Regions from separate parts of the Homo sapiens genome. Here region 2 is linked to region 1. The links are chromatin loops, found by intact Hi-C in ENCODE. Cell type or tissue: OCI-LY7. All regions are shown on one strand.

The links. A loop is a pair of places that touch in the nucleus more often than their neighbours do. Peaks named below come from ENCODE experiments on the same cell type or tissue, not always from the same donor. Only the 100,000 strongest peaks of a DNase experiment are listed, where the experiment ranks them.
Region 2: a loop joins it to region 1, with 2.6 times the contacts of the local background. A loop is called at or near these places in 1 of 110 quality-filtered maps.

The regions. Positions count from the first base shown.
Region 1 is chr6:156,636,659-156,639,158 of GRCh38, forward strand. No RefSeq gene overlaps it. Among named protein-coding and RNA genes, the nearest start is that of ARID1B, 140 kb to the right of the region's middle. In OCI-LY7, CTCF peaks have their summits at 1,464 and 1,666; DNase peaks (open chromatin) are centred at 73, 813 and 1,463; H3K4me3 peaks cover 1,869 bases; H3K27ac peaks cover 2,208 bases.
Region 2 is chr6:156,581,292-156,583,791 of GRCh38, forward strand. No RefSeq gene overlaps it. Among named protein-coding and RNA genes, the nearest start is that of ARID1B, 190 kb to the right of the region's middle. RefSeq lists an enhancer at 1,292-1,441. In OCI-LY7, CTCF peaks have their summits at 1,323 and 1,539; a DNase peak (open chromatin) is centred at 1,430; H3K4me3 peaks cover 864 bases; H3K27ac peaks cover 1,861 bases.

The DNA.
Region 1 (2,500 bases):
AAGATCACGCCACTGTACTCCGGACTGGGTGATAGAGTAAGGCTCTGTCTCAAAAAAAAAGAAAAGAAAAGAAAATTTTTGTTGCAGAAAAAAAATGTGAACACAAAGTGTCTAAAGTTATAGTGAAATAAAAAGCAGCTTTGCTAATCCCATATTCTTGCCTGAACTGTGTTTGTTTCTTTCACCTACTTCACAATCTTACCCAGCCCAATTGTTACTCTCAATTTCATCATTTCTATATTATAAAGATGTTAATAAGCATATAGTAATGTAATGATTGCAGTAAAATAACACAAGTTTATTTTTTTTAAAAAAATCATCCACCAAGAAGATAGGGTGTACTTCTCCTATTTCTCCCACTAATTGCAACTAAAAACCCTAGACATTATATATGTATATAAATCAAACATAAGAAGACTTTGAAAGGTGGATGGAAGGAGGTAGACTGAATGGGGGACTTGGGACTCAAACAATGAGAGTGTTGAGTTCTCTGGGTTTTCTTTCTGTCTCATATAGCCTGGATTTGGAAAGGAAGAAGCTGGCAACACTGAAACCAATAGACGCAGACAAAAATAACACCAGCGAAAGTCTCACTGGCCTTTTTCTTATCTGCAGAAAATTATTGATCTTTGCTGATATGCTTGTTACATGTATATTAAATAGTAATTAACAAGGCCACGTCTCTGCAACGTAGGCTATTTTATAATGCGTGTTGCAAAAATGCCTGCCTGTTCTTGCTGATTGACACAGGAAGACTCCCCTTTCTTCTGGTGTGTGTGGCTCCAGGTCTTGTCTGCAACCTCATTGCTCAGAGCTCTGGTCCCGCGGGTCTCTGTACTCTGAACCTGGTTTCACAAGGGCACGGCTTGAGGAGGGGCTCATTGTGCAGCTTTAGTAGGAAGACAACCTTTCTGTTTGGGATTCAAGCTAAAAATGGATTCCACTGCCACAATTGCACAGCAACATCTATATCTTGCCTGTTAGTGTATTATGATTTAACATCTTCCCGAGTTACAAGAGTTCAGAAGATTACTATTTAGTCATCTTAGGCTTATCATTGTGTAGGCTATAAACGGTCAGAAAATCTTGAATGAACAAATAAATATCTATTGGCACCACAGCTCAAACAGAACTGAAAGTACGTACACATACACACACACACACACACACACACACACACACACACCCCAAACACTGAAAATGCTGAATAAACTATTTTTTAATGCATACTCAAAAGCAAGGAAAGAAAATTCCCTGATGTCAGGAAAAAAGAACAACTCAAAGAAAAAGAGGTGAGTGCAAGCTGAAGCCAAACAGATGACAGGGGCGTTGTAAACAGATACAGGCCTAACAGGCGTGGGACTCAAGTTTTAACGCCTGTACAGCAAAAGGAGATGAGGCCTTGGGCCTGTACAAGACAGAAAAGCTGAAACGAAACTCCTGTTTAAACTGGAAGCCATGAAGCTGTGCCTAGGTGGTGACACTGAGCTTAGAAAGTCGGTGCCTTGGTTTAGAGAATCAGCAAGGGAGCTTGCCATAGTGCAAGGGGTAGGAAGCCTCACCCATAGGAAGCTGAAGCCAGTGCCTGCTACACACATGTGTGGTGTTCACATCTGTATTACCTACATGAGGAGAGAACCCCAACCAAGAAATTAAGACAGGCACTGATCCAGCAATCCCACTTCTGTAAACATATCCAAAACAATTGAAAGCAGGGTCTCAAATAAATGTTTGAACACCGATGTTCATAGCAGCATTATTCACAATAGCCAAAAGGTGGTAGACACAAGTACTCAGGTGTCCATCAGTGGGTGAACTGATCAATAAAATGTGGTATATACATACAAGAAATATTATTCAGCCTCAAAAAGGAGGAAGATTCTGTCACATGCTGTCACATGGATGAACTTTGAGGACATTATGCTAACTGAAATAGGCCAGGTACAAAACGACAAATACTGTGTGATTCCACTTATATGAGGTAACTGGAGTAGTTAAAGCTCATAGAGACAGAAGGCAGAATGGTGGTGGCTAGGGGCTGGGGAGAGGGGAAAACAGGGAGTCACTGTTTAAAGGGTATAAAGTTTCCATTTTCTAAGATGAAAAAGTTTTGCAAATTGATTGCATAATACCATGAATATACTTAATGCTACTGAACATTACTATACACTTAAAAATTTTTAAGTTGAGCGAGGTGCAGTGGCTCATACTTGTAATCCCAACACTTTGGGAGGCCAAGGTGGGAGGACTGCTGGAGCCCAGAGACTTTGAAGGAGCAATAAGCTATGATTGTGCCACTGCACTCCAGCCTGGGTGACAGAGCAAGACCCTGTTTCAAAAACAAAAAATTGTTAAGATGGTAAACTTTAATTTAAAAATTAAAAAGAAAACTGGTACAGAACCAAGGAAACCTCTGGGCCCCACAGAAGAGCAAATGGAAAACAAGAATATCTAGACAAGAGCACGGTCGGGATCCCATGTCACCCCAGAAAATTAATCC
Region 2 (2,500 bases), 55 kb before region 1:
GTGTATTATCTTACGGCTCTGGAGATTGGAAGTCTGACATGGTTCTCACTGAGCTTTAAAATCTGTGTCCACGGTGCTGCATTCCCTTCTGGAGACTCCAGGGGATAGTCTGTTTCTTGACTTTGCTGGGTCTAGAGGTCTCCTGTGTTCCTTGGATCAAGGTCCTGTCCGCCATCCTTAAAGCCAGCAATGTCGGGCTGAGGCCTTCTCACACTGCCATCTCTCCTTCTCCTCTCCTGCCTCCCTCTTACACAGTTAAGTCTCCTAGTGATGATTAATTGGGCCGGCCCAGGATAATCCCTCGAACTGATGAGCAGCCTTAGTTCCTCCTGGAACCTTTATTCCCCCTAACATATTCACAGTTTCCAGAGATTAGAATGAGACGTCTTTGTGGGGGCCATTGTTCTGTCTACCACACACAGAAAGAAACGAAGAACAAGAGAAAGGATGGCTACACGGGTAAATCTAAAAGAATACTGGTTGTCAATAATGACTGATATTTTGTGAGGTCTTATATATATTTAGAATTAAATCCTGCACAAAAGGCAGGATTGAAGGTAAATAGAGTCAAACTTTTTGGGGTCTGTGCATTGTCCAGGAATAGACAGATGTGCAACTTTATATTCAATTTTAATAAGGTAGTGCTATTGTCATCTCTTGGTCCTTGGATAACCAGTAAAGGAAGGTATAACTTAACAGCTGATAGAGATGGGACATGGAATAATATTTTCGTTTCTTGTTTTCTCTGTCACCCAGGCTGGAGTGCAGTTGCATGATCATAGCCCACTGCAGCCTCAAACTCCTGGCCTCAAGCGATCTTCCCACTTCAACCTCCAGAGTTGCTGGACTACAGGTATGTGCCACCACACCCAGCTGCTTTTTTTTTTTTTTTAATAGAGATGGGTATCACTGCATTATCCAGGCTGGTCTCGAACTCCTGGGCTCAAGCGATCCTCTCACCTTGGCCTCCCGAAGTGCTGGGATTACAGGCATAGGCCACTGCGCTCAGCCATGAATAATTTTTAAATACATAAATAATCCAAAAAATGGGCAAGCAAGGAGAAGAAAAGGAACATAAAACAAGTGAGATAAATAGAAAATAAATTTTAAGATGATAGATCTAAGTTCCAAGAGTGTCATTTGAGAAATCCATAGCTCAGAAATTTAAGGTAAGTTGCCTACAATCACAGGGCTTATGAGAGCAGACAGCAATTCTGAATCCCAGTCTCTCTTAACCAAAGCTCATTGTGCCCAAGCCCCAGCCGCCTCTAGGGTGCTCCCTGAGCTCCTCCACGGTCACCTGGGCTCTCCTGGTAATGGCCCCCCTTTGCTGCCAAGCCACCCACACCTCCTGGATCAGTTTCAGCTTGATGGGAAGTTCTTTGTTTCTATAACTGCATGTTGTGGTCATGTACAGGTGTGTCTGCTAAGATTTATGACCATAAGCAAACGTCTGTTGCTGAGCTCTTCTGTAGTGGCAGCTGAGGTGCTGCTTGGTGCAGCAGGGGAGCCCGGGGAACGCATCTCACAGAAGAGTAAATTACACACCTGAAGTGAAAGAACCGTTCCCAGGCACAGACAGATCCATTTTGCACTCAGAAGCATCCCACGCACAGCTGTGAATACTTGCATTAGTGCCAATTAATGTAAGGTGGTACCAACTCAGAGAGGCCCTGAATTTGCTCTAGGGGATAAAAATGGAGGTGGGGGAGGTGAGGAAGGAGAAAGGAAAAATAGAGTTTTCCCTGCTAAATGGAAACATCTCTAGGAGAGTCCAGCAGCTGGATGACTTGGTTAAGAAGGAGTGACCTGCCCACTTTCTTCAATTAGACATTTTACTTTCCCCAGCTAAACCACAACAACAAACAGAAAGACGGGGACAAGGAATGGTTTAGAAGCAGGATCACTGATGTTGCAGAAAGGAGCACCGTGAATCAGGACCTCTCACCACGCATGCCTCATGGGGTTCAGAGCATTTCAGCCCAAATGAAAATGAGGCAGCAGCTAAAAATTCCAACACTGCCTTCCCCTCCCACCCACATCCAGGCCCACGTGTGAGGCGAGGCAATTCAGGTATGGTATTACAAACAAGCCCCTCATAACTCTTCATTTTTAAAATCATAATATGTTGATTTTTATGTTTTTCAACAGTTTTCATACTCTGTCTGTAGCAGGACCTTCCCACCGCCTTGATACCCTTCACTGTGCTTCAATTTATTGTGTTTTTAGATGAAATTCATGACCATTGGTGCCTTCACCGCCACAGAAAATGAGACGTAAAGGAGTAGGCCACACCCACCTGAGCTTTCCCTCCCCTCACAACATCCTGGCCACTGGAGAGATTTGCTGTTCAATTCAACAACACATGTTGAAACCTATGCTGTCCCAGACTCTGCTGGGAGTTGAGACTGCGGAGATGACTAAGACCTGGCCCCCATCCTCAAGCAGCTCTCAGTGCAGGGACGGAGAAACACCTGTAAGCGGACTCTGCAGTGGTAAG